Linked DNA regions of Mus musculus: regions 1, 2, 4, 5 and 6 are each linked to region 3. A link is a loop called in an ENCODE intact Hi-C map of the cell type or tissue named here. Cell type or tissue: left cerebral cortex. All regions are shown on one strand.

Evidence for each region. Hi-C counts contacts between places; a loop is a spot of excess contacts. Peaks named below come from ENCODE experiments on the same cell type or tissue, not always from the same donor. Only the 100,000 strongest peaks of a DNase experiment are listed, where the experiment ranks them.
Region 1: it touches region 3 in a loop (4-fold over the local background); 21 of 42 quality-filtered maps call a loop at or near these places.
Region 2: it touches region 3 in a loop (9-fold over the local background); 30 of 42 quality-filtered maps call a loop at or near these places.
Region 4: it touches region 3 in a loop (3.0-fold over the local background); 7 of 42 quality-filtered maps call a loop at or near these places.
Region 5: a loop joins it to region 3, with 3.0 times the contacts of the local background. A loop is called at or near these places in 7 of 42 quality-filtered maps.
Region 6: a loop joins it to region 3, with 3 times the contacts of the local background. A loop is called at or near these places in 20 of 42 quality-filtered maps.

What each region holds. Positions count from the first base shown.
Region 1 is chr9:40,477,254-40,482,253 of GRCm38, reverse strand. It overlaps a transcript of Gramd1b not described here. Among named protein-coding and RNA genes, the nearest start is that of Gramd1b, 24 kb to the right of the region's middle. In left cerebral cortex, a CTCF peak has its summit at 2,707 (motif pointing right); a DNase peak (open chromatin) is centred at 2,722.
Region 2 is chr9:40,581,584-40,586,583 of GRCm38, reverse strand. No RefSeq gene overlaps it. Among named protein-coding and RNA genes, the nearest start is that of Gm48277, 26 kb to the right of the region's middle. In left cerebral cortex, a CTCF peak has its summit at 2,788 (motif pointing right); DNase peaks (open chromatin) are centred at 2,796 and 4,487; H3K4me3 peaks cover 296 bases; H3K27ac peaks cover 449 bases.
Region 3 is chr9:40,413,347-40,418,346 of GRCm38, reverse strand. It overlaps Gramd1b (GRAM domain containing 1B), which reads left to right. Exons shown (of 20, transcript NM_172768.2): 2 at 4,973-5,000. Gm51668 (a long non-coding RNA gene) reads right to left here and starts at 1,367. Exons shown (of 3, transcript XR_003948127.1): 1 at 851-1,367. In left cerebral cortex, CTCF peaks have their summits at 1,976 (motif pointing left), 2,864 and 3,067 (motif pointing right); DNase peaks (open chromatin) are centred at 2,017, 3,094 and 3,738; H3K4me3 peaks cover 917 bases; H3K27ac peaks cover 758 bases.
Region 4 is chr9:40,614,197-40,619,196 of GRCm38, reverse strand. No RefSeq gene overlaps it. Among named protein-coding and RNA genes, the nearest start is that of Gm39319, 50 kb to the left of the region's middle. In left cerebral cortex, CTCF peaks have their summits at 879 (motif pointing right) and 2,630 (motif pointing left); DNase peaks (open chromatin) are centred at 1,766, 2,621, 3,108, 4,927 and 1 more place; H3K4me3 peaks cover 927 bases; H3K27ac peaks cover 1,528 bases.
Region 5 is chr9:40,626,404-40,631,403 of GRCm38, reverse strand. No RefSeq gene overlaps it. Among named protein-coding and RNA genes, the nearest start is that of Gm39319, 38 kb to the left of the region's middle. In left cerebral cortex, a CTCF peak has its summit at 3,117 (motif pointing left); DNase peaks (open chromatin) are centred at 42 and 3,110; H3K27ac peaks cover 1,058 bases.
Region 6 is chr9:40,753,659-40,758,658 of GRCm38, reverse strand. All of the region lies in intron 1 of Clmp (CXADR-like membrane protein), which reads right to left. Among named protein-coding and RNA genes, the nearest start is that of Hspa8, 45 kb to the left of the region's middle. In left cerebral cortex, CTCF peaks have their summits at 714 (motif pointing right) and 2,114 (motif pointing left); DNase peaks (open chromatin) are centred at 751, 1,135 and 2,115; H3K4me3 peaks cover 879 bases; H3K27ac peaks cover 1,888 bases.

The sequences.
Region 1 (5,000 bases), 64 kb before region 3:
GGCTTGTGGGAGGGTGCTGTGTTCTCTCACCAGGAAACACACCCTGCTTGCTTGTCTTTCTGTTTTGAGATGTGAGTGGTCTTTGGAACTCAAGGTCTTGACTGCTAGCTTACTGAATGTTGCAAAACGGTGATGGTCTATAGTTACTTCGTTAGAATACCTTTCAAAGCAGATGCTTTTTCTCAACTACTATGGCCCAAGTATGTAGTCAGTACAAGAAAACAACCATTTTTTTTCAGTTGATTTAAAAAAATTTTTTTTAATGTGTTTCATTTTTGATAGTTTTGCTTTGGAGCCAATGCCGACCTCAGACTCAGTATGTCTTCCCAGCTTCTTGAGTGCTGAAAATCTAGGCTTCCATCTCATCCCAAAGTACAATAACTTAGAGCCAAAGAAGCTAAGTAACAGACCCCCAAACCACACCACAATGAGAGTCACAGAGTTAATTCACTAAGCCACGATCACAGGGGATCACAGGGTACGTTGGTAGTAGAGATTGAGTTAGCTGGGGGCTCTCCTGTCTTCTGCGTGCACTCGACTCTTTCAGGAACAGAACCGGAGATTCAGAACCAAAAATTGTTCTTGAGACAAAGAGCAGCCAATCTCCAAGTCATTGTTCATCCTCCCTCCCCAGTCCCAGCTCTTTGTCTTCACTTCCCTGCCTTGCAGCCTGGCTAGACTCATTGGTGAGGGATGGGGAGGCATCCATTTGGACTGCTCCAACGTGGAGCTGGCAATGTGGATGCTTTGCTTGGTATTGGGGAGGAAGGGGAGATGTGCCTTTGTTGCTGTGTTGTTAGACTCTGGCCACCACAATATCCCCTCCTGCCAAGTTCTGCCCTGATCTCAGCAGGACAGTAGGAACTCAACTCCAGTTTGAAAGCTCCAGCCGTTCATCTAGAAGAGCCCTAGCCAAGAAACCCCTCTCCACTGCATTAACGTGGGGGAGGGGGCAGAATTTAACAGAAGTCAGGGTAAAAGATAATAGTGGAAATTCACTCTCATGACAGACAGATGGCCTTGGACCCACCCCCTTCTCTTCCTGTCCCCTCTGCTCTTCTTGCAGCTATCCCTTCTCTCCTCCCCACAAAAGTTTTTGATCGGATGGAGAAAGGCCAGCGGGAGATAAGAACCAACTGGATTCAGAGCCCCAAGGACAGGGATGGTGACTCTGGTCTATGTTTGAAGCACACTGTTGTGGTTACTCTCTGGAGCAGTAAGGATGGCTGTGTGGATAGGACTCTTAGGAGTGAAATGAAACTTTATAGCAGTAGGTATTGCTTACACCAGTATTTTTGTGCTAAGACTCCTCAAGAGGCTGATCACCCAAGTCCTTCCTCATTGTCAGAGGAGTCTGGAAGACTCTTTTGTACAGGTATAGACTGTATTATATGCAAGAAACTATAGTGTAGTTTTTTTTTTAAATTTGTGATTGCAAAATCTATTTACCACATTGTGATTAGAATATCATAGAAACAAAATAATAGAATACACAACAGGCCAGGATGGATTACATGGGAAAATGAGTGTTTCACTAGATTCTTTGGGCATTGTGTGTGTGGGGGGGGGGGGTTAGCATCAGGATGTACAGTGGTTGTATTGTGTTTTAGATCGAGGTTCACAGTCAAAAAACTAAATAATGTTGCTCTGCAGAAAGTCTTAGGGGTACACATGATGAGACGATCCAGCAGGCAAAGGCTTGTCATCAAGTTTGAACACATGAGTTCGGTCTGACCTAGACACACAAAAGCACACATGCAGAAATAGATGTAATAAAAATAAAGTAGTAGGGATAAAGATTTGGACGTCCTGTGGTCTGTGCTGTTGTGTAACTGGGACCTTAATCTCTCTGACTGAGCCTTATTTTCCTGTATGTGGGGTGAATGAAGAGAACCAGAACAATGAGTTAATAAGCTCCTTCTAGGCCCTCGGCTCCATAACGTTTAAGGTGAGTAAGAATTCGACCTCCCTCATAGGGTTGTCAATGGAAGAGATGACCTCTCTCCAGAGTAAACACCATATATCATCATGCTATAGAAATACACTAATATTTCTCATAAAAGTATGTTCTCCTTAAACCTCAGCTCATTCATTCATTGAGTATATACTGATATGGCAGACACTGGTCCTGATGCTAGGGAGTCAACTATGGGATAAAACTTGTGGTGTCTCTACCTTGAAGCTTCCTGTTGTAATGTCCCTCCTTCTCCCAACATATCAAGAATAATCCTACGCACACAAGAGGAGCGTTATAGTTTTTTTTTTAACTTACTAGTTTGTGTCCTGATCTTTTCAACTCCATCCAGTGTAGATATATCCATAGAGAGCCGACAATGTGACACTTCAGGGGGTCTTTTGTGCTCTGTACGTGACCTGACCTGAAAATCCCAAGCCATTGGACATATAAACATTCCATTATTATTTTCTTTAAATAGTGTCTCCCTCCATCTCCTGAAGCTATTGAACATATAGATCTGTCACTGGAAAGCTATCCACGCTCACTTTAAAAGTCTTTTTTAGCTTCTTGACATACTAATCTACTGTCAGACAAACACCCTCTGGGAATTTTATGACTAGGGTGACATTTTCCTGGCCTGCAGACCCAGGAGTGATGTCTGGAAAAGAGTATGGTCTGTGAGATCTGCATTTGGTTCTGAGGCGCCCAAGCTGAACTCTGGAAGAACCGTGGGTGCAGAGACATCTGGGGTCATCCTGGCCAGCAGAGGGCAGTAAGAACCCATCTTCTACACCACCAGGTATCAGACCCTTTCTGTCACATCTGGGCAGTTGTCAATATGACTGACTGGTTTACAGTCTTTTGCACACATGTTGGGTTAGACCAGAGCTCCCAGAACGACAGGGAAATAAGTAAGCTGACCCTAGCACCTCCTTCTCAGCTTTCGAAATTAGACATGCAGGTATGTTGCTGTATTTAATGCATGTTCAAGGGACATGGGTACATCAAGGTTGGACTGGTCTCTGGGAACAGAGCCTTCCACAAAGCAGAACCGTCACCTTCTGGAGACTCCGAGTCTTGGTTCTTCAACAGACAAATGGCTTGTTATCCCCTAAGGTTATCCCCACACAATTCTGAACCATGAATGCGTTTCCTGAGGTGCAAAGTCTGGGAGTCAAGGTTGCTATCTTGACCAGTTCAGGGGAGGCATTGTGGAGATATGTGGATGATATGTGATATGTGGAGATATGTGGATGGGATTTGAGGAGGTGGCCTTTGGTGTTGCTGCTGTAAGAAATATCACACATGAGTTTTTCCTACCAAATACCATTAAAACTTGTATTTAGGACAAAGAATTAAAACCTTTTGTTTCCTCCACCTTGTAAGCCTTGAAAAGGTTTTAGTCTGCCCCACCCAGTGAAAGCTTTGTTTACTCAAAAGCCCTCTACACTGTTCTAGGAATTTGATGGCTGGAAGCTTTTTCTCCTTGGAGCCGTGAGTCATTTTTCTTTTCCTCCACTGCCAATTCTTCTCATCTTAGCCAATCTAATGAGATTGCGAATTTGTGCTCCAGCCAATGGGAAAAAGACACAGTCCTCATCTTCCTTAGAATTCAAAACCAAGTGCATGTCCTGTCTTAGGTGGTTTGTGTTAGCTGTCAGACAGTTCCACAGCAAACTCAAGGGGCCCAGCAACTGCGGGGCACATCATACTAGCTGTAGAGGTGACACGTTTCTGCTGTTGCCTCATGTCACATGGCCTCCCCCTGCGTATGCACAAGCATCCCCTACATCCCCTAATAGAAGCCCCTCACCCTATTTCACCTCCTTCCCTCCCCATTTTCTCCACCCAGAAGCAGCCTCTGTTCCCTTTGCCCCTTCCCAGAATAAACCTCTCACGTGAGACCTGTCACATGGTATGACTTCATGGATTCCACCGTATAGATATGGCAGCTTGTGCTTGCTCTTCAGGAATACACCCTCTTTATCAGGAGTAAGAATTGCCTTGTTAAGACTCTTCCGTTGGTATGGTGGTCTCTTTGTGAGCCTAAATTTAGTTCGACTGCAGATAAGCTTTGGAAAAGTGGCAGGGACTGAAGCTGTAGCCTCCTGTGGAATTCTGAGCCAGGAGTCTCTGTTCTATTAGATCAGCTTAGAGGAATGGGTTCACCATTGTAATCCCAAGTTTTCCCAGTGTCTCTTTGATATTAAGACTGTATCGCCCCCAGAACACCAGGAATAATAATAGTATGAGACATTAAAACAGTGCAGAAAACAATTGGGATTTTGCTAGCACTGTGTGGTGTCTTTACAAGTAGTCGTTTGCTTCTATGGAAGCTATCATCAGTTGTGTAGACTGAGGTCTAGGCTAAGCTAAAATCAGTATTGTAGTATTGTACTTTTCAACAAGATGGCACCTGAGGTGAACAAGGACCCTCCTACTCCTCCAAAGCCAAGGCCAAGGCTTTGGTAGCTAAAAGAGCTGTGCCGACCTTGAGTCCCCTGGCCACTATGTGAGCCATGTAGGAGATGGAAAGCAGTAGCATCCAGTGTTTATTCTGAAGATCAAGGCCAATAAGCAAGACTGAGAAGAAGTTCTAAGGCTCTGTTGTGTCTAAAGTCAATGACCCAGTCAAACCCAAAGGGGAAAAGAAGCTGTCTGTTCCACAGGCTGCTGATTATGATGCTGCAGATTTGGCAATAAAATTAGGGGCTTCTGAATCGAATCCACAGAGTAGCTGAGTGTGTGAAAGAATGTCTTGTATCTCACTGCTTTCTAAGGAAAGAGCAGCCTGTGGGAACCCTCTTCTTTGCACTCCCAGAGCCCAGAAGGGTGTCATTTAACACAGCTTGTGTTTGGTGGGAACATCCATGAGCTCCAACAATGGAAGCTGTGAGCACCCGGGAATGAACCTGATACAGTATTTGGCTCTTTAGCACGTGAAGGTCTTTGAATTCAATTCCCAGCACCATAAAAATAGACAGATAGACAGACACGGCAAACAGACCCATGTCTTTTTGCTCTTGTCTTTAACAAGTTTCTG
Region 2 (5,000 bases), 170 kb before region 3:
GGACCAGAAAAACATGTTTTTATTTAAAAAATGCTTTGAAGCTTTTCTGTCTTATTACCTTAATGAAGGCAGAGAAAAGATGAGGCATAATTCCATGCAACCTGCACGCTGGACAGACTGGCTGATGGATGGATGGATAGACACCAGTTCATAGCAGTGATCAAATACTTTGTGAGGTCCTTTTGGATCAAGAATGGAGGGAGGAAGGACTCTCTTAATGTCTGGTGAACTTAATGTCCAGTGAGGCAGAAAGCAAAGCAATCATGTGGTTAGTTGAGGGTCTTGAAATTATAAAGTGATGGCGTTGAATCTTTTTAATACTGCAGATGTATTGACCTGAAAAAGACCAGAACTTTCCATGCATCTAACAAGCATTGATTTAATTTGTAATGATTTCTAGGAATGATGCTAGCCTCTGGGGCGAAGATGAATGAGAAAGGCACAGCTCATGGGAGAGGTGATGACGTGAACAGATTGGAAGGGTCCCTCTCAGTGTCAGGCAAAGGTCAGGAAAGGATGTGAGGAATTACAGGAAGCTGAGAGGGTTGAAAGTAGACTCCCAGAACACATAGTGCACCTTTGACATTGGGCAGTGATGGGAAAAGGAGCCCTTGTCTTATTGTAGTAACTTAAGAATCTGCACAGAGTATATGAGATGACTTTCTACTCATGAAACTGCCTTGAGAGACCTGTGAATATAATCTCGGGAGGGGACAACTCTAATAAAGGAGACCAAAAGACATTGGGATTTAAGTTGAAGCCTGGCTGCCTCGATGCAAGGACCTATGAAATGAAAGGACACACAAACCTATGCCCCATCTCTGACCCAGGTAGAGGAAGCCACAAACTCTTATGTGAGCTGTCCCTGCATGTGATCTGATCCATCATTGGTGTGTTTCCTGCACTATGAATGAGGATACCTGGATCAAACACCTTAACGCGCTCCAATCCCACCATGCACCACACTTGCTCAGACTATACCTCACCAAGTGGTCCAAGGTTGTTCTTCATATGGATTTTCATAAGGAAAGCAAATGTGCTGATTCACAAGTATGAGATGGACAACCACTTAGGATTGGTAGATTTGACTGTAAATTACAAAATTACTTGGAAGTGACTGGAGGCAACTGAACAACCAAGCAGACCTTTCAGATCCATTTGTGCCTCTACGGCTGGGATGGTTGCAACCAGGTTTTGAACCTCAGTCAGTGAGGCACACTGGATAGAGTGGTAATAACCAGCAAAGGCCCTCTGAGGAGTAACTCGGCAGCACTTGGGTAAGGATCATAAGGGATGTATTGACCCAGAGAGGGAGGTGGGTAAAAGTTGGGAGTTGGATCAGCAATCCACAAGGTACCACCGGCACTAGAGAAGATGACAACAGAATTCCATTGCACTGACTGCTGGGAGGAGCGGGGAGTGCTGTTCTTTTCCTTTCTACCTTCCAATTACCAGACTTTGGAGAAATGCAAAATGTTTATTCGAGCATTCAGGTCATGTCTGCAAACATTTAACTCAAGACACATGCTGGTGGCCCAAGCTGGGGCCATCGAGGAGAGGGAACTGCTGATTTAGGAATTGCTTCTCTCAGATTGCCTCTAGACATTTGTGGGGGCATTTTCTTGATTAATGGTTGATGTGGGAGGGCCAAGCTTACTGTGAGGAGTGCAGGTCCCGAGTTATGTAAGAAAACAGATTTATCAAGTCAGTCAGCAGTCCTCTGAACACGTGGATGCATTATCCCATGGTGGGGTCCTAATTTGATGGTGTTATTGGGAGGTGGTGGGAACTTTAGGGGAGAGGTCTCCTTGGAGGAAGTAGGTGTGTGGACCTTTCCTCTCCTTCCCTTTGTCTTCTGTTCACTGTGGGATGAGCCATTTTGCTTCACCACACATTTCCTTGTAATTTGTTCTGCTATACCACAGGGCCAAAACAAAGTAGTCCAGAGCCCCTGGACAGAGACCTCTGACATCAGCAGTCAAAACAAACCGTTTCTCCTTGAAATTGATTTATCCAAGTACTTTGTCACACTTACGGATAATAGACTGATATTAATACAGTTGTTCTCAAGAAGTTGCTGGCAATCTTATGTAGTTTGATCTTTGATGGGGGGGGTTCATCTGTTAATTTGCCCATCTCAAGGACAACCTAGCCTGGAGAAATGCAAAATGTTTATTAGAGCATTCAGTTCATGTCTGCAAACATTTAACTCAAGACACTCAAGACATGCTAGTGGCCCAAGCTAGGGTTATCGAGGAAAAGGAAATGCTGATTTAGGAATTGCTTCTCTCAGATTGCCTCTAGACAAAGTTAAGGGAATGGGAAGGTGAAGATGCCCAGGCCTTGACATGCAAAAATCTGATGTAGCTGTTTCCCAGGTGTGTGGTCCTGGGCCCGTCTTCAGCCTAAAATAAGGAAGGTCCTGCCCTTATTTCTCAGACATAGGCGAAGCAAGCCATTGTATACTCCATGTGCATTTATGTGTAGACTCATGTGTGTGCGCCTATGTGTCTATTCGGCTCTCTTTTGTATCATTATGTAAATGTTTATTATTAATTCTTGACTTGAATGGATAAATGGTGGTATTGTATCCACTAGGTCTGTGATTCCCAAGCTTTAGTGAACATTAGGCTCGTCCGAATTGCTAGTGGAGGTGCGGCAGCCAGGATCATCCATCTTCAGCTTTCGGCTCATAAAGTCTGGAGTGGAGTCAGAGCACCAGCATCTTGAGCAAGTTCCTAGGTGATGTTGAGGCAGCGGCCTAGGGCTGCAACACGAGAACCAGTCAGCAGATGGCGCCATCACTGAGTCTTGGCCTCCCCTGGGAGCCTAGGGAAATGGGTCAGCTTGGGCTTCTGACAACAGAAACACTGATCTTCCCAAGCAGAACCTGACCTGAGCATCTGAGGAAAGGAGCAGAGGGAGGTAGCAGCTGGTACTGGGCAGTAATCAGAGCTCTTCCCCACGCGTGTCTTTGCACTGTGGGTGTCCTCAGAGGAGACCTCATCCCTCTTTCGGGAGGGAGCGCTGTATCGTGCCAGCAGAAGCAAAAATTACATTGGTCACAGCAGAGCATCAGTCTTTCCCTTTGGAAAACATCCCTGAAGGATCCTTTTCAGTGATTCCAATTGAGGACTGAACCCAAGCAGAATCGTTCCAGTTAGGGATTGAAACCAAGTAAAAGAATCGTTCTTAAGGTTTTTAAAGTGATAGGTGGCGACAAAAGTCAACTTCTACAGTCTTAGCATGCTGCCTCTACATACCTTCTATCCACCCCCAACTCCCTCATCACTAACCAGCATTTTCCCGAGTGGAAAGGACCAGAATACCTGCCCCGAGATCTGAACTTGAGGCTCCCCAAAGGTTCTGCCCACTGGAAAGAGCTGACAGAATTAAATATAAAAGTCCCAGTGGTGGAAAGAGCCTTTCACTGCAGCGGGCTGCAGGAGATGCTAAGAAAGAAGGAGGAGAAAGTGCCTTTTAGGTTTAGCTATGTGCTGTCCTGCAGAACCTTCTGCTGTCTACACTGTCCCGGACACTGGTCACCAGCCGCAGGCGGTTGCTGAGCACTAAAGTGAGATAGGAATTTTTAAAGAAGTGAACTTAAAACGTGCATGTGAGCAGGTGCAGATGTAGGCCAGATGTCAACCTTGGGTGTCATTCTTCAGGTGCTGTCCTGTCCTCCCCTGCCCCCATCAGTCCCCTCACCCACCTTTTATCATTTGAGACAGGGTTCCTTACAATTCTAGAGCTCACTGTATATGCTAGGCTTGCTAGGTGGCCAGTGAACTCCAGGGATCTTCCTGCCTCTGCCTCCCCAGCCACGGGATTTTTAAGCCACACCCACCTTTTTAAAAATCTGGGTTCTAGGCTCATAATCAGGCCCTTATGCACATAACCAGACCCTTTTCCTAGAGAGCTATCTTCCCAGTCCGGCCCTCTTTTGAAGGTGCATTAGAGAATCTGTGAATACATTCAAAAGCTCCACAGAATCTACTTTCAGTTATTGAGTTTGGAGCCATAATGTAATTATAAAAATAAATGAAAATGAAAATGCAATCCTTAAATACTTTACCGACTAAACCATCTCTCCCGATCTCTAAAACTTTGATTTGAATGAGTTCGTCGAGGCATTCTCTAGCACAGTGTGTTGGCAGAGTACTCTGGTGGTTATCTGGGCCCGTGAAGGGCCTGGCTCTTGGCGCGTTGAAGGAGCAGGAGCACTTAGGTTGTTGTACGTAATTAGTGTATGGGAGCTTTCGGGTGGGGATTTTGATTAGGGAAGAGAGCAGGAGAGGTTGAGGAAGAGAGTAGGAAGAGAGAGCGAGCTCCTGGGCCTTGCTACATCTAAAACCTCCAAGCCCACCTCCATTGACACACTTCCTCTAACAAGGCCACACCCCTAATAGTGCCACTTCCTGTGAGCCCTTGGGGAACCATTGTCATTCAAGCGACCACAGGAGGTGACTAAGGAAGGAGGAAGGACTCTCAGTGAAATCCTTCTGGTGGCAGCAAGGGCTCAAGGGGACTTAAAACTGTTTAAGTGTAGGGGGTTGGGAACAGTAGCGGGGACTAAGAAGGGTACAAGTGATCTGCTCAAGGAAGTGGTGGGGGAGGGGTGGGCTCAGATTAGGAAGGGTAGGGAGATAAATGAGGAAGAAGAGAGTAAATAAGAGGAAGGATGTCTGAGAAAATCATGAGTCATTATATTAACTGTTCCCCTAAAGCCCCACCTAACATCACACACAAGCCTGCGTATTAATATACATAGATAATACAAGGAAAATGTTCTTCTTTGGGTGGACAATGAGCCCCTGAGAACTAAAGACCACCCAATAAAACCTCCAGTCCTCACATAGGAAGCCTTCTCTTGAGCTTTTGAATGGTGTTGTCCAAGAGACTCACAAGCCACACAAACTATTGTCATCGCTCCTGGCTGTGCCCCAAGATGGGAAAGGCAAATCCCTATTTCTGAAGACACCATGCAGACTTCAGACTGT
Region 3 (5,000 bases):
TCAACGTATCCATTGGGTCAGCCAACTGTGGCTATTCAGTACAATTGGTATTCAGCACCTGCCGCAGCCTCTGCCTTTTCTAAATCTCACTGCGCTCTCTTCGGCAAGTGTTGTCGTGCACATCTGACCTTTCAGGAAAAATGTAAATCCCATCTCCCCCTGCTAAGTGGGAGAGTTGAGACTAGAACTTGAGTCTTTGTGTTTCGGGGGACGATGATTGTATTCCTCAAAAATTAATCCCCAGCTCTATAAATTGAGGATTAAGTAGTGACTAAACACAGTAAGTCTCCGTTTCATGAGGAATTAGGCTAGGAGAGGATTAAGTGAGCTTGGCCTGGGGGTTATAAGGCCAAAAAGCAGCAAAGGCAGGGAAAGCTCAGGCTTGTCTGTTCCTACCGCATCCACAGTTCAAGAGAATTTTTTTCTCCTTGTTTATTAATGAAAGACAGCTGTAACTGTCGCTTGCAGGGTTTTAAAATTCCCAATTAGCATGAGATAATTGTTGTTAGTGCAGCAGTCGGCAGATTATTGCCAAAAGCGGAGAAATAGGCACTTTGGTCTCTCCAGTCTTGGTGTGGGTGGCTCCCATCACGGTTGAGGAGTACTGAGTTTCATCTTGCAAGCCTTGTGACAGCTTGGGCCCACCTGAATCTCAAACTTTAGTTTAGAGATTTAGTGCATCATTGCCTGGGAGAGGAAGAGCTAACTGTCCTCAGGAGATGCCCTTCCAGGAAAGGGGCTGGGCACAGTGGCCACATGTGCCTGGGGTCCCATGTGCTACTGGGAAGCTGGAAGCCTGGAAGTTCAAGCCCAAGGGGTGATGAGTTCAAGGTCAATCTAGGAAACTTACTGGTGCTGTCTCAAGATAAAAGAAGGCCCAGGCCTCAGTGGGAGAGGACTTTCCAACACAGGAAAGACCCCGGGCTCCATCCCCAGAGCTGCAAAAATAAAAGAAGACATTAAACTAAATAAAATATTGAAAGGATACCAGGTTCCATCTCCATCAGATGGAACAAGTGCATCTTCTTATGGCTTATGAGGTTGGCCGGTGTTTTCTACCTGTGTGTCTGGTCCTTGGGGTGGGGAGGAAGATGGTAGTTCAGTGGACTCAAGGGACTCTGTCCAGCATGCATTTCAGAGTTTCCCCACCATGGCCTGCCTTCTGGAGCATGCTTCGTGAATTACTGTGCATTTCCCCCCAGCCCTTCCCCCCAGGGTTGTGTTAATGGGACTATCTGGGACACACCTCTGCAGTACTAGGCACATGGGGAACAGCACTGGGAGTCTGCTGGTTCCCTCAGGTATATTCAAGAATTCTGTGTGAGTGTGTGTGTGTATGTTAGTGTATGTATGTGTGTATGTCTAAGTGTTTGAATGTATGCATATATGAGAGCGTTGTGTATTAGTGTGTGGTGGTTTGAATATGCTTGGCCCAGGGAGTGGCACTATTGGAAGGTATGGCGCTGTTGGAGTAGGTGTGGCTTTGTTGGAGGAAGTGTGTCACTGTGGGTATGGGCTTTAAGACCCTCATCCTTGCTGCGTGGAAGCCAGTATTCTGCTAGCAGCCTCCAGATGAAGAGGTAGACCTCTCAGCTCCTCCTGCACCATGCCTGCCTGGATGCTGCCCTGCTTCCACCTTGATGATAATAGACTGAACCTCTGAACCTGTAAGCCAGCCCCAATTAAATGTTGTCCTTATAAGAGTTGCCTTGGTCATGGTGTCTGTTCACAGCAGTAAAACCCTAACTAAGATAGTGTGTGTGTGCGTGCATTAGTGTGTCTGAGTATGTATGTGTATGTCTGAGTGTGTGCCTGTGGAAGCTGTATGTCAACCTCAGGATTCATTCTTCAGGTGCTGTCTCCCATGTTTTTGAGACAGGGTCTCTCACTAGCCAAGTCCTCTAGGCTAGCTGGCCAGTGAGCCCCAGAGATCTCTCTATTCCTGCTTTCCCAGTACTGGGATTACAGTGTGAGCCACCTAGTGGACACGGGTATCAGACGCAGCTAGCTTTGAACTGTCCTGCCTCTGCGTCCGACTACTGGGGTGACAGGTATGTCCTGTCTCCCTGCTTGGCTGCCTCCAATTTTAAATTTCAATGCAAAAAGCTTGCGGTTGAGACTCTGCTCTTTTACTGGCTCCAGAAAGAAGTGAACTTCTGTTTTCTGTTCTCGAAGCACCGCATCATGTTTTGTGAAAGTCATCATTTCTCACTCTTGAATATAGGATCCATGTCTGGTTTACATCTTCTGCCTATGCGTCGTCCTCTGCAGAATGATGTGTCTTCCATGGTGTGCCATCCAGCACTGCACAGTGGCTAATGTGTGTACTAAACACTGCTATCTGAGCTTTTTATATATTTGTTCTTATAAACCTTACTATGGCTTTGTGTGGGAAGAAGTACACGTAATGTCCCGTTAGTAGCTATTCCTCTGGCAATAAGAGTCATACAAGTAAGATGTGATGCGTGATCCCTGGGAGGTCTGCCTTTTTCTGAAGGGAAATGGAGGAGGAGTGGATTACGGGGAGAGGGGAGGTGGCAGGGAGGGTCTGGAGGAGAGGAGGGAGGGGAAACTTCGGTCAGGATGTAATATACGAGAGGATTAAAAAAAAGCGAGGTACCAATTCAACCCATAGGAGAGTATACTGGGCATGTTGCCCCTTCCTATTACAGGATCATGCTATGCGGCCTAGGCCTCATGTTCTAGACTCAGCCACCGCCTCGATACTGCCCCCTGTTGGCTTTGTTGAATGTGTGCAGGCTTTTTTTTTTTTCTTTTCTTAAAAATGTGTGTGTGTGTGTCTCACGAGTGCCAGAGGACAGATTTCGATAGATGTTTATTTCTTTCCACAGTATGAGTTCTGGGGATTGAACTCAGGTGCGGGTCTCAGGGCTTGGAGGCAAGTGTCTTCCACCCTCTGATGCATCTGGTTGGCCCCTACTTAGTATTTATCCGTTACTTGGAACCACGACACACTTTGAAGGTGACCAGTTATTTTTACTTCCTGTTAGTAGAATTTTCCAAACCATGGAAAGACCAGAAGGGGGCACTCAAAAATCAACTCATTCTGGTGACTGAGGCGCTAGTTTGGTTATGATTTGGGAAACAACAGTGCCATCTAGTGGAGTAACTTGCTAATATCAGGTCAAGTCCCCCTCTCTCCGGTTCTTTTTCTCTCCCTCCCCACCTTTTTCTGAGACAGGATTTCTGTGTAGTTCTGGCCATGCTGGAACTCACTTTGTAAAGATCACTGTAACCTCAAACTCATAGATATCCGACTGCTTCTGCCTCCTTTAGCGTGGGGAAAAAAATTCACGCTATTGCCGGCTAGGCACCCGCTGGCGGTCTCAGTCTGTTCCCAGCCTGGCATACAGGTTGAGACTGCATTTCTTCCCTTTGCCAAAGCCTGTCCCACCAAAGTTGGCTCTGCCTCTCCAGAGCCCAGAAACAGTTCTCTCCTCCCCGCAGCTGGCTGCCACCAAACCCGCTTCGCACTCCCAAATTTCCACAAATAGCTGGGATGCACTTCTCGCAAACCCATGCTCTGCCCAGTTGAATCGCAGCAAGAAGGAAAGCATCACACAATCTTAGTTTAGAATCGATAGGTAACACAATCCCTGGGTGCAGAAACTAGCATCGTAATTTTCCCTAAGTTAGGTCCTGGTGGATCCGCCACTCGAACTAACAGCCCCCAGCCTACGTGCCTTGCTCCTGCTGTCCGAGAGGGCAGGTCCTTTCCTCTGAGTTCCCTCTTCCTTTCCGGACCCGGAAGTCCCGCCTCCTCCCCGTCCAGTGATTGGTTTCTTGTTGTCTTTATTATCTTATCAATTAGGGAAACTTTCCACAGCAGTCTCCCTAGTGAGTACTGGGATCAAAGGAGTGCGGCCCTATTGCTTAAGTATGGGATCTCCTTGAATTAGCTTTGCCTTAAGCTTTGGATGCTAGAAGAAGGGTGTGGTGAGTAGGAACATCCTTGATCTTTTGGGTTAGTTGAATCCATTGACTATTAAAAAATTTTAAGAACCCTGATCTTTCGACACCCATCATCTGCTTTTCCTGCCAAGTACTTTCCATGGCGCACATTGGCATATCTATCTTGAGGATTGACTTTGGAGCTGTGAGACTTGGAATTTCTCCTCCAGTGCCCCTGCCCCGACCCCCATGGCGCTTGATAAGAGTCGATCAGATGACCCCAATATGAAATTTCACGGGTCAGCAACACTGGAGCAAAGTAATGTTACAAGATGTTTTAAATATATATTACCATGTTGCATAAAATCCTGCTTTTTTTTTTTTTAAGACAGTTTCTCTCTGTAGCTCTGGCTGTCTTGGAACTGGCTTGGTAGACCAACCAGGCTTCAACCTCACAGAGATCCGCCTGCCTCTGCCTCCCAAGTGCGGGGATTAAAGGTGTGCACCATTACATCCAGCTTTAGAGCTCTGCTTTTGAACTCTGTAATTCATCCAGCCCTCAGAATAGGGAGAGGAGGGGCTTTCTTGATCCCTCCCTCCCTCTTAGCCCTCCCTCGGGGCAGAGTCCTAGTAGGTGGGGCAATCTCCCTCCCTCTTACTTTACAAGCCCCTCCCTTTCCTACTGCACCACATCCTTGGGGGCTTGGGTGAGTTGAAGAAAAATGGATCACTGTCCTGTCAGATTGCTTAAGTAGCAAAGTTGGAAGCTGTCAGTGCTTGCCTACCTCGGTATACATGCTTGGTGATCCAGGAAGTAGGTTAGGCCCTTCCTTCTGCAGTCTAGACAGCAGCAGAGATAGATGCCTTGGACATCATGAGAGTGACTGTCAGACGGTTAGTGTCTTTTTTCAGCTTAGCACCCCTGCTTCCACTGGAACGTTCTGTTTTCTCTTGGTTTTGTAACCCCATTTCTTTGTGTAGCTGAAGTCTGCACGACCTCTCCCAAGAGATGAGAAAGCTGGAGAGGTTATAACGTCCACGTTCTGTGTCTTTTCCTCAGCAGCCAGCAAAGCAGCCAACAGAGCAGC
Region 4 (5,000 bases), 200 kb before region 3:
GACTATCTCTAGGCACACCTTGCAGTGAGGCAAATTCTGGGAAAAGAACACACTTACTTAACTCTTTACAACCGTGGTCATTTTGAGCTACCACAAATCTTACATTCTGACTGCCTGCGACTACCTTGTTATGACCACCAATTGTGATTACTTTGTTTTGACCACCGGTTATATTCTGCTCCTGTAACCCTTCCATGTTTCCTTCCCCATTTGGAAATGTCCTACCCTATAGCTATAAAAGCCCTACCTATCTTCACTTCAGCGCTGATCTCTCGAACCCACTTTAGGGGAAGGCAGCCTATGTACAGGAATAAAAAGCATACTTTAATGAACTGCTTGCTTTAATTAGTTTGGCAATGTTGATTTGGGTTGGTGGCTTTTCTCTTCTCATCGTTGGAAGAACTCTTCACAGCACCCTGACACCTTTGCTCGCACTGTCTCTTTGTCGTGTCTGTAGCAATCATGACGGCCAGCTTCATGTTAAAGGTGCAGGGATAAATCTCAGTGGGCAAGTGACTTGCCGGAGGCTAAGCATTTGTAAATACCTATTCAAGTAGGAATCCATTCTGTCGCTAATTACCTGGAGTTAGGACATAGCTCATAATTTAATGATTCTGTCCCCAGGAAGTTACTCTATGTAGTGTAGTGGATGTAGACTGGATGTGTAGTTCACTCACATTCTTTTTGACAAACTGACGTCAAATCAGAGTGAAGCCAGTTCCCAGAATTCCCTTCAGTTTTGATACAGTTGTCAGAATAACTCTCAGAACTCAAGGAAGTTTTGTACTTAGGATTTTTTTTTCTTTAAGATTTATTTATTATACATAAATACACTGTAGCTGTCTTCAGACACTCCAGAAGAGGGCATCAGATCCCATTATGAATGGTTTTGAGCCACCATGTAGTTGCTGGGATTTGAACTCAGGACCTTTGGAAGAACAGTCAGTGCTCTTAACCACTGAGCCATCTCTCCAGCCCCAGGTTTTTTTTTTCTAAAGGATACAAATTGGGACCAAGCAAAGGACATGATGCGGATTCTGAAAGCATCCCGTATGGTCCTTTCTCATGGTCCATTAGTCTTTGCATGGTTGGGTTTACTAACCCATAAGCTCAACAAGCTGCAGCATCCAGGCTTTTTACGGAGCGTTTGATATGCCGGCATAATTGGTACACTCAGTCTCTGGCTCCCCACCCTCTCTGTGCTCGGTCTCTTGGTCATAGTAGGCTTACGTGAGAACTAGCCACTACCCAGAGCCGGCTCATTACTACAAACTCAGGGGCTCCTAGAACTTGGGAAATCAAGGGTTTTACAAGCTTCCTCCCAGAAACCTGGAACAAAACCCAGACACATCCTTTTACGACAATAGCGGAGCCATGCAGCTTCTGTGTCTGCGGATTCCGGGCCAACTGCTTTCCTTTATGCCAAACTCCATCCTAGGCAAGCCTTCCCTCACCTGAATTTCTGACTATGAATTACTCAAGATTTATCCTGACCTCCTGGAGAGCTAGAGAGAGGTTTCCTGAATTTCAAAACCACATCCCGCCCTTCCGTTTCTGCCCACTTGAAACCAGACACAACCCACATTCCAGTCCGGTCCTCTGTCCCCGTCCGTCTGTACACCCATCACCCCCCCTCCCGCCCCCAGCCTCCTGCCCCCAGCCTCCCGCCCCCGGGGTGGAGGTAATGAAGCCACAGCAGGAAGAACGCTGGCAACTGAATGTGCAAATCTTGAGGAAAGTGAGCCACGTGGGCCAAGCCAGCTCAAGATGTAGACGTCTGCATTTATCCTTAAAATGTGTTTTAAATATTCCCCTCCCCATCCCATCTCCTCGGTAGCAGTAGCTATGTTCTGAGGCTTGCAAGGTGAAAAGGACGGGTGGATGTGAAGTGATTTCAAAGGAATAAAGTTCTCCGGCCGTAGTTTGTACAGGAGCCGTGCAGACATCCATTTTAATTATTGATGCGAAGCCCTGTCACTGGTGAGGAGGAAAGGGGCTTTCTTTTGTTGCACACGTTCTATGCACTGTGGTCCACACACCATTTAACCCTCACCATCCCGTGGATTGTGTTTCAGATCCTTCCCTAACAGCGGATCTGCAAGATTAAAGAATTAAGCCTGTATCTGGCTGCCTCCAGTTGCTGGTAATAGCCAGAAAATGTTGCTCATTATGCTTGTTTGCTCTGTGCTTTATTAAATATTATTTTATATGATTATGTAATTAAACTGTGATCCTCTGAAACCGGTCATTTTAAAAGCGGGGGAGGGGAGGGCAGCTGAACAAAGCTAATCAAAGAAATGCTTCATTTACATTAATCCTGCTGGGAGACTGTTCGGGTCATTTCTCTGAATACCCGGGTGACCTTGCTTAGCTTAGTGTAAACATTAGGCTGCTTCCCGTTATTAAACCTCTGCTAATTCAGGCTCCTGATGCAGAGCAAATGCGCTATTAATGATAAATGCAGCAATCACATAAAAGGCTCGCTATGGGATTATAAGAGCAGCCGGATTCAAGCTCCGGTTTCCAGTGTATCTCCGTATTACTGACCTAAGTTGATAAAGGAGAGGGTTTTAGGAGGATGGTTGCAGAGACCTGGCCTCTGAATTAGCTCTGTACTAGTGCCACCTAGTGGCCATGGTGGGCTCCAGCAGGTTCTTCATATTTCTAAGGGTTGGGCTCTGGGGCTCCGCCTTTCTTAGCTACCCAAACTGGTGTTTCTGTTCTGTTTTGTTTTTTGTTTTTTAAAACAAAGGCACTGGAGCTACTTGTGTGATAGAAGGTGTATGGCGCAGTCGTTTACTTCAAATTGATGCAAAAATTTAAGTACCTGAGATGGTGAGTTTGGAACCTTCGATCATTTTAGTATAGCTCAAGAATGCTGGCTCTCCTGCTCCTTTCCGACCCCTGATTCCTGAGGAACCCATCCGTACCCTTCTTCCACATCTTCCCACGACAGCGTCCTCAGTTGACACCACAGCCCAGAAGGAAAATGAGAAAGTCCAGTCGTTCCCCAGAACACTCACTCTGTCAATGGATTTTATTTTCTCTCTCCAGGTGTCTCTCAGCCACATGCCTGGCAGAGGCTGCTCAGAAATAATTCCTCAGCACTGCTCCTGAACGATGGGGGAACATCTGCAGTGTGCCGTGACTGACTAAGTGCAGAGAACACGCAGTTGGTTAGCTATACTTCCTCACTCAGAGAAAGACTAGAATGTGTGAGCAAGGAGACAGACTCCTCCTGCTACAATACACACCAAATGGGGTTGTCGTAACAGAGGGACAAGGGAGCCAGAGCAGGATCTGAAGTGGGGTTTGCCCTGGTTTTAACCCTGGATCTGTTACGTGTACAGTTGGAAAAATGATTGGTCACCGCAATTAGGAGTGAAAAGGGTGACACCGACTGTCAAGGCTCTGGTGTATCTTGGCATTACTGGGCTTGGTTGATAAAGGAGACTGATTTTTGGAAGGGAATGGCCATAGAAATCACCAGACCCTGAAAGACTACCGTTTTTGAATATTACTGAAAGACGTGCTCAGAGTGTATCCAAACCAAAGCACCTCCCAACAGTGATGTTCATGTTCAAGTCAGGAAACTAGAAAAAATGCCGATAACATGTATTTGTATATGTCTGTAGTATGTATGAATGGTGCGTGCACATGGTGTCTGGGTATGCATGCTCAAGCCTGTGCATTTGGGGCCAGAGCCGGACATAAGGGGTCTTCTTCTATAACTCTTGGCCTTATTGAGTTGAATCAGGGTCTGTCCCTGAACCTGAAGCTCACTATTTTGCTTAGTCTGGCTGGCCGGCCAGCTCTTACAATCTTTCTATCTTTGCCCCTTAATGCTAAGTTTACAAGCATGTGTTGCCTTGCCCAGGGTGCTGGGGATTTGAATTCAGGTCCTCATGTTTGCAGAGCAAGTGCTCTTACCTACTGGGCCATCTCCCCAGTCCAATAACAGCAATATTAACTGTATAAAGCTCCACATATATGCCGGCCAGAGTAGTATGTTTCCTCGCTCACTGTGATGATAAAATACCAACAAAGAAATTTAAAGCAGGGAGGGTATAACCCATCATGGTGGGGGAGTCCTGGTGATAGGGGTTCGAGGCCTGTTGCATCTGAAGCTTGGAAACAGCATGCTGAAGGCTGCAGCAGCTCGGCTCACTCTTTTCCTTTATCTGCAGCCTGGCGTCCTGGCCTGTGGAGTGGTGCCGCTCACACTGACGGTGGGCTTTCTACACCAATTAACCCATCTTGACACTCCCTGCCTGGGGTCCTGGCCTGTGGAGTGGTGCTGCCTACAGTTAGTTAGACTTTCTACATCAATTAACCCATCTTGACACTCCCTGATAGACACTCACAGAGGTTTGTCTCCTAGGTGGCTCTAACTAATCACATGTGTTTTCATTTTAGTTCAGCATCTGGTGATATAAGACTTCTTAATACACAGGAAATATGAGTCAATTTGGGTTTATATAAGCTGAGAGTAGTTACTCTTGCTATAAAACAAGAGTAATGTTATACACACTCCTCTCCTGATATTTATAAAAGTCGTATCAGTATCTTTACAGATACTGATTCTTATAATCTGGGGACCTATAGAAAGGCACGTCAATCAAACTTTACGCTTAACGCCTGGAGTGTGTGTGTCTGGATTTCCTGATCATGGTAAGCTACTTTTATGAGGCTCTGTGAATGAAAGAAAAACCCTAGCTAAACAGCTGCTGTCTTTCTTTGCCACATAAACCATTCTACGATGTGCCTTGTGATACTGAACCTGGGTCTCATTTCTCCTTTGTTACAGGGACACCAAAGGAGGACGGGAAGCCAAGAGGAGGGAGTTAAGAATCTTCGCATTCTTGTTGCCTGCTATTTCTGTCCCTGTTGATGCAACAGCAGTTCTTTAAGTAGCAGCAGCAGGTCATTTGGGTATCTCCCACACTCCCTGCACCAGCTGCCAGGTGCCTCTGCTGCAAGATGCACCTGCTGTGCATGCG
Region 5 (5,000 bases), 210 kb before region 3:
GTGGTCATGTTACATAATGGAGAGAAAATAGCTCACAAAAGTCACTTCCGGTGAAGGGTTTGTTTTGGTCTCAGTTCCTGGGTACCATGGCTCACTGCAGCAGGAGCTTGAGGAAGCAGATGGTCACATTGCTTCTGCAGGACCTTCGGAAGAGCAGTCAGTGCTCTTAACTGCTGAGTCATCTCTCCAGCCCTCCAGTCACTCTTTAAGGCTCCAATACGCTTCTGAACACTCAAGTCTATGTGGATGGACTCAGCTGTGGACTGTTGTCAACAAAGCTTGATATATTTAATGATATCGCAGTCAGAGAGAACTGGACTTATCCAGGGAATCAACACACAGTTTCTAATCTTAAGGAATCACAGTGATGCAGACAAAATAAAGTCTATACTCTCTCAGGGTATCACAGCCCAGACCCTGCTGGAGGGGCTGAGTGAAGGCTCTGGTGTACATGTGGGTCAGAGTGCAGCATGGCTGAGATAATCCCTATGTCAGCTGGATGGATGCTGGATGGAGGAGCTGTGTTACTGTTGATGCAGTGGTTTACTGCAGAGCTGTGCAGGACACAGCATCAGGTTTGTGGTTAAGCAAAATTCACACAAAGACTTGGAGCTTGAGCATCCAGTGTGCCTGCCTTTGAGCTAGGAAGATGAGCCTGGTAGCAGTGTGTCGTTGGATAAGTTGGAGTTGGGGGTACGGCACATTCATGGGGAGAGTTGGAGTTAAATGACAGAATTGGGGACACAACACAGGTTGGAAGAGTCCTGTGAGAGGGCCTAGGGAGCAGGAAGTAGTTCTTCCACCTCCTAGCTGGGCTATGGCTGCGTAGTGACTAGTGTATCTGTCTTGCTTTCCAGATTAAGTTCCTCCCTCCCTTTCCTCCCTTCTCTCCTTTGACAGGGTTTTCCTATGTAGCCCAGCTGAGACTCTAACTTATTATCCTTCTGTCTCCTCCTTCCAAATGATGAGACTGCAGGTATGTCGCAAGGCTTAAATTATAAGTCTCTTAAAGGTAATGCCTGAATTGTATAGAGACATGTCTGTACATCGAATTAAACCATGTGTAGCATAGAACATTGGAATCTGACTTTTTTTTTCTTGTTGACTCTGGCTAATAAGAAAGGTCTGTTTATTCCCCAAGACAAGACTGCTATACATCTATTTTGTATATTGAGATTATTTTACATCTCCTGGTAATGTCCTACTTTTTATAGAATCCTCTCCTACCCACACACACCAACCGCAAACCACAGAACCCAAATGTCCACTGTCTGACTAATAAAAAGGTAACACTTTTATTTGGAGACAGAAACCTAAATGCTGTGAAATAATTTAACCAGTTCCTCAGGCCTTTTTAACATCTATTTTTCTACTTTTTAGATTCATCATTTAAAGGAGATAGAGCTTGGGGAATTCTGAGCTGTTTGTTGAAAGCTTAACACCCCCCCCCCCCCGCCCCAAACCCCAAACCACCTGCCTTTGCCATGAATACGCCTCTTTTTCGAATACAAAAATAGAAAGGACATTCTGGTCTAAATAATGCATACTGTTCTATTCTGTGAGGCAGGTCAGAACTTGAGCAGCTACTTCATCCCAAATGCCTGCTGGGCTCTGCTTGACGCAGAGGTCTCTTCAGGAGCTGCGCATTGCCCGGGACACCAGGGCAGCCTCCCGTGCGCCTCCGATCCCGATTGTGATTACCAAGCTTTCCCACAATGCTTGCCCTTTTGCTTCTTGTTGTAAAAGAGGCGCTTACGTTTGCACTTTCTCCCTCTTTATTTCAGTTGACCAGCTCCTTCACCCTGGAGCTAGAATGTCCAGCAGGAACTTTGCCACCAAGATCAAATCCAGGCGCCAAGATTCGCCAGCTCAGATAGCCTCTTGGCGCCCTTGCTTTCCTAGTGAGAAATGGAAGTGAGGATGCTTACCTCCCAGGAAGTAAGGATGTCAGGAATCCGGATACCAGGAATTATCCCTAGGAAGTGCTCTGTTTACCAACTCAGGGCAGGTTTCTTCCTTCCTTCCTTCCTTCCTTCCTTCCTTCCTTCCTTCCTTCCTTCCTTCCTTCCTTCCTTCCTTCCTTCCTTCCTTCCTTCCTTCCTTCCTTCCCTCCCTCCCTCCCTCCCTCCCTCCCTCCCTCCCTCCCTCCCTCCCTCTCTCTCTTTCTTCCTTTTTTTTTTTTTTTTTTTTCGAGGCAGGGTTTCTCTGTGTAGCCCTGGCTGTCCTGGAACTCACACTGTAGACCAGGCTGGCCTCAAACTCAGAAATCCGTCTGCCTCTGCCTCCCGAGTGCTGGGATTAAAGGAGCGCCACCACGCCCAGGACCTTTATTTCTGAATACGCCAGAGCTAAGGAGTAGATGCACGAGCCCTATACCATTGTCAACGTAACCCTACTGTCCAACAAACAGCATCAACACCTCCCGGAACACATTAGAAGTGCCACATATCAGGCTGGGCCCCAACCCTGCTACTGTAGACACTCTGTGGATGGGACACAAGCCCCGCCCCCTGTTGGTCGTGCCCCTTTCTCCACTTAGTTCCCTTTGGGGTCAGTTCCCCAACTGTATTCATATGAAAGCACAGCGTGGATCTCCGTGCAGGTGCCGGTTATAACCAGGAAAAAAAGGTGTGCGTGCCCACACATGTTTTACTGGTGTTGTCGTGATAATCCTTATTTCAGAAGCCTCTGGGTCTGGCCATGTCATTTATTCGCTCTCCCAGTTGAGCTGGCGATTTGGGAGATGGGCTTTAGGAGTTGGTAGGGACTCCTTCCTACGATTTGCTCATACCTGAGAATTGAAAATGTCCTGACTCGCAGCCTTAGAAATAACAAGCCTAGAGTCCTTCCCTGGAGGGACCTTGCCCTGGGGGTAGGGCTTTTCTGCCTTTAGGGGTGAGTTGGAAAGGCTGAGCTGGTAGTATGTCCACAGGCCTGTGAGTCAGAGGATTTTCTTGTTTATAGCAATCTTACCACCCTCTTTATTTTTGTTTGGTTAGTTATTTGCTAAGGGGCGGGACTTCCAGTAGCCCAGGCTGACCTTGGATCCTGACCTCTGCCAAGCAGCTTGCCTTCAGCTCCTAGGGCTGGGGATTGGTTAGACATCGCCCTCTTGTGGATAGCTAGTTTCACTGGCTCCAGATGGCACAGCGGCCTGCTACCGGCTTAGCACAAAAGTCCTTGGGTTGCTGACAAAATGGCTACAGGTTGCTTCTCTGGTTTTCTCCTTTCCTTGGCCCTCTCTTGCCAAGTGATTCTTCATGAACCCCGTGCTAATTTGGGGGCGACACAAGCATTTTACAAGCATTCCTCACTTGTAGCGAAGTGAACCAGGGGTGTATAGCATTTAATACAACAGTAGTATTCTGCTAATACTACTGCTAATACAAGGCAAGTCTCACCATTACGTTGTTCAAGATTATTCAGGTTAATTTTAGAAAAACATACAAATGACACCTGTCATTCACCAAGTAAATAATTTGCTCTTTATATGTCATTTTGTGGACCATTTCCCTGGGCGTTTCTACTTTGGTACTTTTTCCTATTTTTGCTTGAATTCTGCGTACATAGCTTAAGATCAAGATCCGGACAGAGCCAGGGCATGATGGTGCACATCTTGAATTCTGGCACTTGAGAGTAAGAGGCCAAGGCAGGTGAACCCCTATGAGTTCAAGGCCAGCCTGGTCTACAGAGTGAGTTCCAGTCCAGCCAGGGCTACATTGTGAGACCCTGTCTCAAAAGAATAAGAAGGAGGAGGAGGACAATAAGAAGAGGAAAGCGGGGCTGGAGAGATGGCTCAGCGGTTGAGAACACTCACTGGCTGCTCTTCCAGAGGTCCTGAGTACCATTCCTAGCAACCACAGGGTGGCTCACAACCATCTGAAATGGGATCTGATGTGTCTGAAGACAGGAGCAGTGTAGCGTAGTCATATACATACAATAAATAAATACATTTTAAAAAAGAAGAGGCAAGTGAGGGATGGGGGCTTGAGGGAGGGAAACAGTGTCAGCCCCCGCAATGCTGCAGACCTAGTCCTGGACTTGATGCCTCGAGGCATGTCGTCGTCCTTGGTAACGTGAGCCATCCATCCCCTTCATAGCTCAGCTAGGTCATTTAAATGCCGCTAACCCATGCTCCCCCTCCCCCATCCTTCCTTTTGCTTCTTTACCTTTAAGTTACACCTGCTCTTCTAATGCTCTTTCCTTTTGCTTTTAACATCCTTCTTCATTTTCCATGGAAGGAAAAGAAAGAGAAGAAAAAGAAACCCCAGTGCCTATTATTGTCTGAGCTAAGAATATGTTTTCTTGGTTCTTGGCTAGGAGTCTATAGCTCAGTGCTTTAGGGTGATATTTTACTCGACGATCAATAAAGCTTTTCCATTTCAGAATTATTAACCCTGGGTCTGCCATCGAAGTTAAAATATTTTTTCTATTCATTCCACATCCGATTCACATCTTTGTTCATCCGTTCGAGAGAGGGACAGCATTAATCACTTCAACGATATCCACAAAGGATATTTCTGTTCTTGGCTCTGGGGGGTTCGAGCCGTATTTGTAGACAGAAGGGGCTTAAGTGGGGACTGAAGGGAAATGCAAACACGATTCGCTTTAGATTTTCTGGTGAGCGTTGAGACAGGGCAGCAAGGATAGGGAGGTGGATAGCTCCATTAACTCTGTAGGGGAAGCTGCTTGGAATAGCTGCCTGTTTGCATGGGAGCTAAATAATGAGAAGGAACCAGCAGTGTGGCACCTCGGGGCAGAGCCTCTGGGCAGCAGGGTTAGCAAGGATACAAGTCCCCTGGTGAGACTCAACCTCTGCAGGAGCTGCGTATGGACAGCTGAGGCCACAGCAAGAGGAACAGAGGGAGGTAGGCTTAGAGAGTCAGGGGCTGGCAAATTCATTTCCTCGGCTTCCCTCTCTCTTTCCTCTCTCCGTTGTGGGGCTGAGGATCCATTAGGAAAGCATCTACCAAGGAGCTACATCCCTGGCTTCAGTCCTC
Region 6 (5,000 bases), 340 kb before region 3:
ACGTGTTACACTTATATTTGAACAAATGTGTATGTGCCGAGCTTATGTGGTGCAACCAATATAGAAATAACTTTTAAAAAAAGATTTATTATATCTAAGTACACTGTAGCTGTCTTCAGACACACCAGAAGAAGGCATCCAATCCCATTACAGATGGTTGTGAGTCACCATGTGGTTGCTGGGAATTGAACTCAGGACCTCCAGAAGAGCAGTCAGTGCTCTTAACTGCTGAGTCATCTCTCCAGCCCAAAATCATACTTTCAAAATCATACTTTTACTGCCTATGTGAGAAGATTTCCTGTAAACTAACATAGTTTTGCTTTTGGTTTTTGCTTTTGTGAGTCTGAATACATAGCAGATAGCCAGTCAGCATTTAGACCTATTTTACTGTTGAGTGAACCTTGGCACAGGGGAGGAACATCGTGAGATGAGGTCCGGTTAAATCATTTAGAGTGGAAATGCTCTATAACATTGCCGGTTCTCCTTCAGCCCACATGGCAGCCCTCAGGAAAGCGGAGAAACTGACTGCACTGTACTGTGTTGGGCTTGGCCGAGGATGCGCTAGCTTTCATTCGCCGCTGAAACCCGCAGAGTTGTCTTAGCTTCGTGCAAAGCTCAAGAACTGTACACCACCCTCGTGCATCCAGGAGGCCCTTGCTATATGCAGAATAAACAAATGCAAAGGCTCTGCTGTGAGACTTGCTGAGGGAGGCCACTAGAGGGAAACAAAGGCCCAGATTTGGACGATGTCCCCAGAGGGCCGGAACAAGGTGGTGGGCGGTGTACACTGCGCTCTCTAGCTTCTATTTATAACACATCCAGAATTAAATACAGCAGCGCCAGGAGGGTGCCTTCGTGAATACAAACGACTTCAGCGAGGCAGGGAGTGTCAACCAGAGCCTACGGATCTGCCTATTTTCTTGAACCTTAAGTCCCCGTCCTCCCTCCTCCCGACCCCCCCCCACCTCCTCCCCACCATCCTCCCCCCTCCCCCCAACTCCAAGATGCTACCAGATTTCTGGGATTTTTTTTTTTTTTGGTCATCTTAAGAAATAATTTTTACCATATGTTGAATCTACAGTTTGAGCTGGCAGGGCCCTCGGTAGTGTTTGTGGGAACTGCTTAGCATGTGCCTGCCATCTGGTGGGTGAGAGGGAATGGGCAGGTCCAGCCACCCTCTGGCTGCTAGCATAGGATTTCCTGGGCAACAGGGATCAACCTTAGGGCGAAGAAACCCTTACAGTCGGTATAACTTAGGAGGAGATCACAGCCTGGCCAAGCTAGTGAGTCGCAGGGGTTCAGGGAAGGGAAGAATTTTTGAAATTTTTGCTGCAGTATTTATCGATAGGAAGCGGGGTTTGGAAAGAGGCTTCTTGTGTATATGCAAAACGCCTTCCTGGAAGCCTTGGGCTTTCCCTAGTGGGGATTTCACGGGCAACTCAGACACTTAACAAGGTGCTAGTGGGAACCTCTCAGCCTTAGCGTTATCAACAGCCACTCCCCCACCCCCATCCCCCGGCCTGGGGTCAGCTGCCCTGGAAACCGCTCCCTCCGTGCTCCTCCATGGTAAGGTGGGACTAATTCTTCGTGTACTTGCTGCTTAAGATTAGCTTAAGATTTTGCGCTCTAAAACCTTGGGTCTCATTGGACTCCTTTGATCATTCCAGACTTTTTTTCAAAAAGACCAGGCAAGAAGGAGTTTTAACAAAAAACATATTCATATCCCCCGCCCCTCTCATAAGGGATAGTGGGCTGGGCCGTGACCAAAGAACAACCTCTAACCTCTCTTCTTCCTAAATAAGACTTTACTACTTTCCCAAAGCTCATTGAATGCCCAAGGCGGACAACTTGTCCCTAGTCACCCATGTTTGCTCTTCCTGAAAGGTTACCCCATGAGTACAGGCTCCCTACATGTTCCCAAGCTCCGAGTAATGAACTAAGGAAATGACCCCTGAATGTATAGTCAAAGCAGGCTCTAGGCAAGGCCGCAGCTCTTGGTGTAGGAGTTATCATCCAAGTAATTTACCAGCCTGTGTAGATCAGAGTTTACAAAGTTAGAGCATCCCATGGCAGGGATCGAAAGTCTGGTCTTTCACATTGTGCAGTATACAGTACAGTGCCCTCTAGTGGGCGACACAGATGTAGCCTCCCTTTCTTCCATTGAGTGAGAACATTTTTCAATGGTTAGGGGACATTTAGTATTCACTAACCTTGAGTGGGAGGAGTTTCCCCATATTTTGCTTTACCCAGAATGCTCCAGTAAGCCTCAGGAGAATGGATGCATCGGATATACGTAAGAAAGTAAGGTATTAGAAAGTAAAGTCATTCGGATATTTGCAAGCCTGAAGCAGGGAAAAAGCTGTGAATACTGTGACTTCAAAGTTAGCCTGGGCTACACTGACTTATCCTGTCTAAAAGCAAAACACAGAGAATGAACAAAAACAAAGGGAAAAGCCGTATTTCATTGTATAGATCAAGAATTAAGACACGGGCTGGTGAGATGGCTCTGAGTTCAAATCCCAACAACCACATGGTCGCTCACAACTATCTGTAATGGGGTCAGGTCCCCTCTTCTGGCTTGCAGGCATACATGTATACATAATAAATAAATCTTTAAAAAAATTAAGACACACAGTGACTCAAGCCAAGTTGTAGAGTCCTGTGGGGTGTGGGGGTGTATGTGTATGCATGAGTGAGGCATTCACACTTTCTGGAACACTGTATACATTTCATGAGGCACCATGGACCCGGATTTAGACAGTCTCCTGACCTCTCTCAGCCTTTTCTTCTCTGCTTGTTTTTGTTTTTTGTTTGTTTATTTGTAGACAGGGTTTCTCTGTGAAGTTCTGCCTGTCCTGGAACTTGCTTTGAAGACCAAGGATCTCGGACTCTGAGATCCGCCTGTCTCTGCCTCCTGAGTGCTGGGATTAAAGACATGCACCACTACCCCCACTCCCAACACGCCTTTTCTTCTCTGTAAAACGAAGAAAGGTTGTTGGAAGGATTGTACATGGCCTGGGTAAAAGATCTAACAAGGCACCCACTCAACAAACGGTGGTTATTATTAACGACAGTCACACTGTGTTGTAAAAGACAAAGAGAAACAGGCACAAGGAGGCAAACCAGGATTGTGAGGTGTTCTGGGGAGTCAGGCATGCTGTGGCTGCAGATTGGAGGGAAGGGAGAACACACCAGGTGGAGGGAGCATCTGGAGCTGGGGGAGCACCTGGAGCTGGGGGAGCATCTGGAGCTGGGGGAGCACCTGGAGCTGGGGGAGCATCTGGAGCTGGGGGAACACCTGGAGCTGGGGGAGCACCTGGAGCTGGGGGAGCACCTGGAGCTGGGGGAGCATCTGGAGCTGGGGGAGCACCTGGAGCTGGGGGAGCACCTGGAGCTGAGGGAGAACGTGGCCTCTCTTGCCAGCTTCACTGACAGCTAGTGAGGTTCCTTTTCTACCCAGCATATGTTTCCTTCTAAGCCTTGGACCCAGCCCATTCCGGGATCTCCATATGAAGGTCTTCAGAGGAGAGAAAAAAACTACATAGGCTATGTGTTGCTAACCACCAGACCAGACCTATTTCAGCGACTTCTTTAATGCAAACATATTTGGTATTTAGACAAAGCCAAAAGCTAAAGGAATGAGGCCAGCGGAATTTCAAACATCTGGAAACTGGGATGGTGTCCCCCTGAGAGGACATTTGTTCCAGGAGTCTCTGAAATAGTGGGGTGGCCACAAGGACTAGGCTTTAGTCAGGAGATGGGTCGCAGGGATTTAGCTCCACACCCTAGGCTGGGTTTTAAGTAAACGATAGGAAGAAGAAAAGAAAGGAGGGGTTGGGGATAAGGAGAAGGTGACAGGAAGATGGTGAAGGGGACAAAAAGAGGAAAGGAGGAGAGGGAGAGGGGAATAATAGAATATGAGTAATGAGAGCCCAGTATTGACGGAAACAATAATGGGGATAGGTTTTTGTTATTGTTGTTGTTGTTTTGTTTTGTTTTTTGTTTTTGGTTTTGGTTTTTCAAGACAAGGTTTCTCTGTGTAGCCCTGGCTGTCCTGGAACTCACTTTGTAGAGCAGGCTGGCCTCGGACTCAGAAATCCGCCTGCCTCTGCCTCCCAAGTGCTGGGATTAAGGGCGTGCGCCACCACACCTGGCTTTGGGGATAGGTTTTTCCTCTGTGATTTGTTACTGTAGGGCTGAGGCTCAAAGCCCTGGGCCTTGTACATGTTGGGCAAATACTTAACCACGGAACTACATCCCTAGCCCTAAGTATTAGGATTTAGGTAAAATATTAGGTCTTAGGTGGAATGTTATGGCCTAGATAAAATGTTAAGGCCTGGGTAACTGTTACCTGGCTAGCCTGCCTTTATAAGGAAATTTTCTCATATGTTTCTGCTGTTACTAAGAAACCCTCTAATGCCAAGATTGAGTACATATTCTGTTACGTTCTGAGCCCTTGGAAACCGATCCTGATAGAAGACAGTAGAACTGTTTTGTATCGTTACCTGTAATAAGCTTGGACCTGAACCAACTCCCCAACAGCTCTTCCTGCAGCTGTGTATAAGCTTTTATGATATAAGCTGCCCCTAGGATGGACCCCAATATAAGAGAGACACCTGCACTAATTTAAGAAATTATTTGGAGTAAGATTTTCATTTTGAGTAGTGGTCGAGTAAAGTTTAAATTCTCAAGACTTCCCTGGGAACTGACATCCTACTTGGCAGAAAGAGACATGTATGTGGGTAACTGCCATCCTGGTTGGCAAGTTAATTACATGAATGTTAGACAAGTCCCATCCTGGTAGACAAGTTAAAATATGAATGTTAGACAAGGCAAGCCCCGCCCTTGATTCATGTCAAGTTAGGACATGAATATTAGACAAGGCAAGTCCCCTGCCACAGTTCAATACCCAACCAATGGAAACAGGATAAACATACAACTAAGACAAGTTCCTTAGGAAATCCCCTATCCCTAAATCCTGATTGGTGAAATAACTTGGC